Regions from separate parts of the Homo sapiens genome. Here regions 2 and 3 are each linked to region 1. Evidence: chromatin contacts called from ENCODE Hi-C data. All regions are on one chromosome and are shown on one strand. The core of a region is the stretch at or near the end of the contact, and the rest is flanking DNA. Distances in the headings are between cores, read along the strand shown. Region 1 holds the start of DHCR7-DT (DHCR7 divergent transcript). Region 2 holds the start of TPCN2 (two pore segment channel 2). Region 3 holds the start of PPP6R3 (protein phosphatase 6 regulatory subunit 3).

What was found. A loop is a pair of places that touch in the nucleus more often than their neighbours do. Pooled maps may share reads with other maps.
Region 2: a pooled map shows a loop between it and region 1 (13-fold over the local background). The contact joins the promoter of TPCN2 here to the promoter of DHCR7-DT in region 1. A Hi-C loop is called at or near these places in 6 of 50 pooled maps.
Region 3: a loop to region 1 is called in a pooled map, with 5 times the contacts of the local background. The contact joins the promoter of PPP6R3 here to the promoter of DHCR7-DT in region 1. A Hi-C loop is called at or near these places in 6 of 50 pooled maps.

Annotation. Positions count from the first base shown.
Region 1 is chr11:71,447,166-71,449,865 of GRCh38, reverse strand. DHCR7-DT (DHCR7 divergent transcript) reads right to left here and starts at 1,338. Exons shown (of 2, transcript NR_186309.1): 1 at 981-1,338. DHCR7 (7-dehydrocholesterol reductase) reads left to right here and starts at 1,473. Exons shown (of 9, transcript NM_001360.3): 1 at 1,473-1,576; 2 at 2,132-2,256. RefSeq lists an enhancer at 940-1,441 and a silencer at 1,167-1,806.
Region 2 is chr11:69,047,501-69,050,200 of GRCh38, reverse strand. TPCN2 (two pore segment channel 2) reads right to left here and starts at 1,269. Exons shown (of 25, transcript NM_139075.4): 1 at 1,095-1,269. The coding sequence starts at 1,203. RefSeq lists silencers at 842-941, 1,022-1,191, 1,312-1,531.
Region 3 is chr11:68,459,473-68,462,172 of GRCh38, reverse strand. It overlaps PPP6R3 (protein phosphatase 6 regulatory subunit 3), which reads right to left and starts at 1,421. Exons shown (of 24, transcript NM_001164161.2): 1 at 1,346-1,421. RefSeq lists silencers at 961-1,070, 1,121-1,170, 1,181-1,550, 1,861-2,010 and an enhancer at 1,691-1,750.

The DNA.
Region 1 (2,700 bases), core at 89-2,588:
CACACCTGTAGTCCCAGCACTGTAGGAGGCCACAGTGGGTGGATCGCTTGAGCCCAGGAGTTCGAGACCAGCTTGGGGAACATAGTGAGACCCCCCCCCCCACCCATCTCTACCAAAAAAAAAATAGCGTGTGGTGGTGTGCTCTTGTAGTCCCAGCTACTCAGGAGGGTGAGGGAAGAGAATCGCTTGAGCCCAGCAGTTCAAGGCTGCAGTGAGCTGTGATCGTGCCACTACACTCCAGCCTGTGTGACAGAGACCCCCGTCTTAACAAAGCAAAACAAAACAACAATAACAAAAGGGCTGTAAAGGGCATTATTGGGACAACCGCGGGAAACTGGAGATGGAAAATAGATAACAGCATTGAACTGATGTGGTCATTGTATTTTGGTAATATAGGAGGTTCTTGTTCTTAAGGAGTTGGATACCGAAGTATTTGGGAGGGGGGTATCACGGTATCTGCAGCTAATGGTGGGGGCTGAGTGGGGAGGAAAAAAGAAAAATACACATATATAAACACAGAGGGAGAGAAATGAAACGTGGCCAGCTGCTCACCCCTGCTGAACCTAGGAATCTGCGTGCTCACTTTACGTTCAACTTGTTTGTATGCTGAACATTTTTCAAAACAAAAAGGTGCAGGGAAAAAAGAAAACATGATGTCTCTCTGAGGGCCACAGAGACGTGGCAACCAGATCGCTCTGACAGTAAGGCCTGTTACCCGAGCTGTTGGGTGTGGGGTCAGCAGACACCTTCAGCTGCCCCCTCCTCCAGGGCTGCCTCGCCCCAGGTCATGCCCTCGCAACGTGGCCCGTGCGTCCGGCTCGCACTGTGGCTCAGCTTCTCCCTTTGCCCAGTCCTGCTGCTCCCTCCCCTCCCGTCCTCGCACAGGTGTGCCCCCCTAATAAGCAGGCCACCCAGACTCCATCTCGGGTCACTTTGGCGGTCTCCCAGCGGCGAGCCTTCCCTGACACCCATGTGTTTACCTGATCGTTTATGGAGGATCCTCTTCGCCCCGGGACGTGAGCCCTAGGACCAAGAACTGTGTCTGTTTTGCTCCTTGCGGTGCACCGGCGCCTGGACATACGCTCCATCAATGTGCGTCGCGAGCCGCTGAAGCCCCATTTGCCGAGGGGGAAACTGAGGCACGATGATCCAGGTGATGAGCCTGGCGCGTTCTCCGCGCGGCCCACGTGGCCACTCCGCCACGCCCCACCCCCAGCTGGTCAGCTGGGATCCCGAAGAAGCGCCAGAGGCTGCGCCCACCCACTAGGGCCCGGGCGGGCCGGTGGGGCGGCAGGGCGGGGCCTGGGCCGTCAATCTCGAGTCCGGCCGCTGCCGAATGGCGGGCGCGGTGGGCCCGGAGTCAGCTCAGGCTCCTCGACCAATCACGGGGCGCGGAGCCGCCGGGCGTGCAGGGTCCGCCTCCGATTGGCAGGCAATCGCTGACATCATCCGGGGGCGGGCGCCCCTGCCCTGCGGGTGACTCCGACCCCTGGCTAGAGGGTAGGCGGCGTGGAGCAGCGCGCGCAAGCGAGGCCAGGGGAAGGTGGGCGCAGGTGAGGGGCCGAGGTGTGCGCAGGTGAGTGGCCAAGGTGTGCGCAGGTGAGGCCAGGGGAAGGTGTGCGCAGTGGGGGGCGCTTGCCCAGGTGAGCAGGTGCCCACTCACAGGGCGAGGGTGGGGTCAGGGGTAGGGGGCGTGCGCGCAGGTGGGGAGAGGGTCCAGCTCACAGGCGAGGGGCCGCTGGGGCTCCGGGGAGGCGGGGCGGAGGCGTGGATAGTCCCCCTCCCCCACGAGCCGGCGTCTGAGGGATGCTCTGTCCCCGCGCTGTCTGGAGCTTCCCCGGGCGAAGGCTGCCTGGCTCCGGGGTCGGCTCCTGGCCCCATGCCGCGCTCCGCGGCGGCTCTTTCTCCTGCCCCACCTGTTGTTCGCCTCCCTCTTTGTCAGTGCTGAGCCAGGCACAGCAGCTTTGCGATGGGACTGGCTTGTCCGCCGTCCTCCCTGACATGCGGCTGTTGAAGCCCTGAGCACTGGACCTTCTGCCTCTTGCTTGACTCCTACTGTGGGCCTTGAGCTTCTGCCCTCTCCTGAAATGTCAGCTGCCTGCGGTCTTATTCATTTTTGTGTTCCTTGCAGGACTTTAGCCGGTTGAGAAGGATCAAGCAGGCATTTGGAGCACAGGTGTCTAGAAACTTTTAAGGGGCCGGTTCAAGAAGGAAAAGTTCCCTTCTGCTGTGAAACTATTTGGCAAGAGGCTGGAGGTAAGTGTATCTCAGTGCCCTGGATCGTGGGCGCAGGCTATGGCTTCACAGCGTTGAAAGTACAGACAGACTGGTCCACCAGCTCTCGAGTGCCAACGACTGTCTGTGCCTCTTATGAGTAAAATACAACATACCAGGGCACCTCCCCTTTGTCTGTTCCCAGCCGTCTATTGGGAAGGATGTTACTTAGATGTTTATTGCACAACTCAATGCTTGTGGCTAAAGAGCTGACTCCTGGGTGAATGAACTCTGTAATAAGCTAAAAGTACTTCTTTGGTCTTGTTTTAATCCCTTTTGACAACATTCTCCCAGTGGCTTTTTCACACTTTAGTTCTGAGGTTACACATCCCCTGACCCTTTTGCAATTTCCCAGTGTTTTACATAATTGATAATGTTGGTACCAGGCATTGTCCCCTTGTAGCTTATCCATGGCTTGGGGCAAGA
Region 2 (2,700 bases), core at 20-2,519, 2.4 Mb after region 1:
AACTTCCTGGAGGCAGCTTCTGAGGTGAGCAGACAGGGTGGCCACCTTGGCCTCTGGTTTTTCATCTCTCGTCAGGGTCCCCTCCTTGGCCCCTCATTACTCCATGGATGGGCACATGCCACAGACCAGTGGGTGGGCACCAGGATTCCAACCCAGTTCCTTCCAGACAGAGGAGGAAAGAAGGAAAGAGAGGCCAGAGAGGGAAGGAGCCAGGTGTGAATTCTCAGAGTGGTTCGAGCAGCAGCCGCACCAGAACAGAGGGCTGTGACCTTGGGCAGGTCTCAGGGCCTCTCTGGGCCTCAGTTTCCTCATCTGTGAAGTGAAGCTAAGGTCCTTCCACCTCTTAATCCAGAATCTCATTCCCCTGGTGTCAGCGAGGGGCGGACGCACCCCACCCTCGGGGGGCGGATTCAGCAATCTTCAGACCAGGACAAAAAACGGGAAGGGCAGGAGGGAGTGCAGAGGGGACTCTGGGGTGGCAGAGGGCAAGGAGAGGAAGCCGCCCCCGTCTAGGGGGCCCGCCCCAGCCCCACGGGAAGTGGGACGGGGAAAGGCACCCTACAAAGAAAGGACTCCTAGCTCCCAACTGGTTCGAATCCCACCTCGGCCACTTACTGGGTGTGTGACCTTGGGTAGGGTAACGCCTCTCTGTGAGCCTCTGCTTTTTCCAGAAGAAACGGGAAAAATCAAAGTGCTGCCTTCTCTGAGTCAATTAGGCGACCCTCATTACGGCGACAGTCGGGAAGTATGGGGTCTGGGCCCGCCCGGGCACACGGAGGGTGCCTGCCGCAGGTGGCCGGTTCCCTCGGGGCTGCCCAAGGCTGGGCGAGGGCCTCTTCGCCCAGCTGGTCGGGATCAGGACGCGACACGGAAGAGACCCCAGCTCTGCCCTGACCCCGGTCCGGGTCCGCAGGACGCAGCCCACTCGCCCTCAGAACACCGGCTCGCCTGGCACCCGGCGCGGCCCGGGCCCCGCTCGGACTCGAACCTGGTGGGGGCGCGCCCGGCAGAAAGCGGGGTGCTGGGACAGCGGGACCCCCACGCGCGACCCTGGTCTCCCGGGCCAGTCCCCTCCCCAGGTCCGGGCGGCTCACCAGGGCCGACTTGGATGCTGCGGTAAGTGGTCAGCCCCGCCGGCCAGTCGCCGCCACCGCCGCGGGCCCCGCCCAGCAGGGGCTCCGACTCCGCCTGGGGTTCCGCCATCCAGCAGCCCACGCGCTGGACCCGACCCTCAGAAGCTCAAGCCCCGAAGGCGCCCAGCTTCACTGCGCAGGCGCGGAGACCCCGTCCCTGGCGTTTTTGCTGACGCGCGCACGGCACTGTGGCGCAGGGGATCCCTGCAGTCCCAGCCAATGAGAACGGGGAGGGAGGGGTGGGGTTCTCCTGAGTGGGGCGGAGCTAAAGGGCCCCGCCCCTCTAGGGTGGAGCTCAGCTTCGTTCCACCCAGGGCGGGGCAGCGTTCTGGGGCTTAAGGGCCGAGGGCTGGGGAGGAAATATGTTCTCAAAGGATGTCTTTCCGGCCAGAAGCTTCAGCATCACCTGGAAACATTTTAGAAATGCAAATTCTTGGGCCCTTAAACCTACTAAATCAGCAACTCTGCGGGGAGGACCCAGGAATCTGTGTTTTAACAAGCATTCGGGGTGATTCTGATGCATGTGAGTATTGAGTACACGGGGTGACTGCAAAGGACTCCCCCCAGAATGGAACTGGAGTTTACCCTCTGATGGTGAAATTAGGAGGATTCAATATCATTAAGGGAAAAGTTTAAAAACATATGACACACTTAAAAAATATTTACAACGTATATAAAAAGTGTTTTCAACATTAATGCATAAAGACCTTGTATTCGTTTTCTATTGCTACAGTGACTAATTACCACAATCTGAAAATATAAAATAACTCCCATTCATCATCTTTCAGTCCTGCGGGGCAGGAAACCTCCTGTCTCAGGGCCTCACGAGGCTAGAGTCAAAATGTCAGCTGCCGTGGGCTCTTATCTGCAGACTCTGGGGAAAGCCCACTTCCAGGCTCATCCAGGATGTTAACAGAATTGTCTCCATGGGCCTAGGACTGAAGTCCACGTCTTCTTGCTGGATGTTGGCTGGTGTCATTCTCACTCCTAGAGGCCACTGCATTCCTTCCACGATGGCTTGAACACCTCCATCATCAGAGCCAGCAAGCAAGAGCACGCTGAAGACGCTTCGAGATGCAGCAAGACGCCTGTAATCCCAGCCCTTTGGGAGACCGAGGCAGGTGGATCACGAGGTCAGGAGATCGAGACCATCCTGGCCAACATGGTGAAGCCCCGTCTCTACTGAAATACAAAAAGTTAGCCAGACGTGGTGGCACGTGTCTATAGTCCCAGCTACTCGGAGGCTGAGGCAGGGGAATCGCTTGAACCCGGGAGGCGGAAATTGCAGTGAGCTGAGATTGCGCCACTGCACTCCAGCCTGGCAACAGAGCGAGACTCCATCTCAAAAAAAAAGGTGCTGCAAGACGCTTCCAATCTCTGTGACTTCCCCTTCTGCCATACCTCTTTACTTTTTCCCCCTCTTTTGGGGAGGGGGGAGGGTTTAAAATAAATATAAAATTTACCATCATAACTGTGAAAGGAAAATAAATCTCAGGACTCCAAAATCACTAAGCCAAAGGGAAAAGTCAAGCTGGGAACTGCGTTGGGCAAACTGCCTCGCCTTTTC
Region 3 (2,700 bases), core at 172-2,671, 3.0 Mb after region 1:
CTAGCCTAACCACTAATCAGCCACTGAGGTGACTGTATGTGCCAGGCACAGCTCTAGCTGTTTTACATGTATTAGGGCAATTATCCTGACAAACTTATGGCTGGGACACTTATTATTATTCCCATACTACAGAGAAAAAAAAAGAGAAGCTGGGTAACTTGCCCAAGGTCACAGAGCTAAAAAGTGGTCACTGACTCCACTCCACAGTGAGGAAAACCCAACCACCACCATAACTGGGTCTCATACACTTGCTACTTGAGGCACAGTTCGGTGGTTGGAAACCTGGAGTCCCTGTCCCCCTTGAAGCCTATCTGCAACATGACCTTGAGGACAAAATCAAAGTAAACGTCCCACGAATAAAGGACACCACCCCGTCAACAAGTGCTGCGAGGATGAAAGGGAACGCCTGTCAAGCACCCCCTCCCATAAAAGCAAAACAGACCCAAAGCCCCACAGAGAAAACGTGAAGTACCAGGAAAATGACATTAAGTCACGCGGTTGAAACGTCAGGGCACGGAGGTACATCCAAAGACCCATCCCGTTCACCTATAATTAAAAAGTCTAAATTGTGATCACAGCCAGCAGGACCTCAACAGGAAACACCTCCAAGTAAACAGTGAATGGGCTTCTTTAAGAGGGAGGGACTTCAAGCCACAAGAAGGACCACCCACCCCCCCCACCCCCGGCTCAAATACACCAGGGAGGCATTCGAGACAGTTTACATACAAGCCACCTCACAGGAGTTAAAAAGCCACTGGGAAGGGTACTGGGAGCCTCGGAACTGGCTGGTGTGGATCCCGATGACTCTGCGGCGAATTAACAGAAACCCACAAAACTTGTTTCCCGAAGAGCAGAGTCCAACAATGGTCTTCGCGACTCTTGACGGCGAGTTGCTGCCTCAACTTGACGCGCTCCCCGAGGCCCCCGGGAGGCCCAGCGGGAGCGGAGACCGGGCGCGGGCCGGGCGGGGGGCGAGACTGCGGGCCGCGGCCGGCGGGCGGGAAGGCTGGAGCCAGAGCCGGGTCAGGGGCGCGCCTCGCCCGCCCGCCGCGCCAGGCCGCGAACGTCAACGAGGCACAAAGTCGCCGCCCCGACCGCGTCCCGCTCCCGGCGCCCGTCCTGGCGGGGCCCCCGGCTAACAGGAGCGGACGGGGAGCGGCCGGGAAGGACTCGGCGCCGCGCCTCCCGGGCCCGCGGAGCGACGAATTCCGGGGGGGGAGGGGAGAGGGGCCGGGACGTTCCCTCCCTGAGCCGCTGAGGCCAGGTGGAGGGGCCCCGCGCCTGCCCGCGCGCCTCGCACACCCCGCGCCGCGGCCTGCTCCGGCGCCTCCCCTACCCCCATTACCTGGAGGTGCCCACGACCCGCCGCTAGTTGCGCTCAGGCGGGAAACGCGCTCACCGACACCATCAGCGAAGCGCCCAAAATGGCGGACGTATCAAGCAGGCCTTGAGTTCCCCCCCGCCCGCCCTCTGGCCGCCTCTCAGCCAATCGCGGCCCTGCCCCCGCCCCCAGCTCCAGGCTCATTGGCCCCTCTCTCCCGCCCCCTACTACCTATTGGATCGCCTAGCGGCTCCTTTGACTACATTCCGATTGGCCCGCAAGCCTCGTCAGTCAAGCGCGAGGGGCGCATTCTTTTCCCATGGACTTGACGGATCCGGAACCTCTAGGACCCCGGAGCCTGAGAAACAAATCAGAAACGGGGAGAAACCTGGCTGGGACCCCCTACGCCGTAGCAACAGCAGGTCCTCCGCTTGACGGACGCTTCGGACCACCAATCCGAGTGGCCAATGCTTTTTAAAACTAAATTGAGCCAAGCCCATCATGGCCGTGGAGCCGGAGCCGTGAGGGATCCAATAGGGTGGCGAGCTGGCCGGGCGGGGCGGGGGCGGCGGGGGACACCGGTGGTGACGTGAGCCACAATATGCGCCGGCTGCAAAGGTTAGGCCGGGCTAGGGAATCAGCTTAAGTGGAGGAGCGTTCGTTTAGTATGTGAGAGGTAACGGGATCGATGCCTGCATTCTCCACAGGGGAATTTTTATCAGAATGATTTCCCATTGCGATCTCTTTACCTGAAAGAGGTGGCTGTCCTCGTAGCGGGGTCAAGGTGAGGGATCGCGGAATATCCCTACCTGTGACGCACCGCCAAGAGATAAGTGCCCTTGTCCTGGGAGAAGGACTTAGACGAGAACTTTTGGGGTTTGGTTTTGTTTGAGACGGAGTTTCCCTGTTGTCCCCCAGGCTGGAGTGCAGTGGTGCGACCTCAGCTCATTGCAACCTCCGCCTCCCAGGTTCAAGCAGTTCTGTCTCAGCCTCCCGTGTAGCTGGGATTACAAGTGCACGCCACCATGCCCGGCTAATTTTTGTATTTTTAGAAGAGACGGGTGTTTCACCATGTTGGCCAGGCTGGTCTCGAACTCCTGACCTCAGGTGATCCGCCCACCTCAGCCTCCCAAAGTGCAGGGGTTATAGGGGTGAGCCACCGCGCCTGGCCTGGGGTCTTTTTTGAGACAAGGTCTTGCTCTGTTGTCCAGGCTGGAGTGCAGTGGGGTGATCATGACTCACTGCAGCCTCCACCTCCTGGGCTCAAGCAGTCCCCCCACCTCAGCCTCCCGAGTAGCTGGGACCATAGGCACGCACCACTGGGCCCCGCTAATTTAATTTTTTTGTAGAGACAGGGTTTCCCTGTGCACACGAGCTTC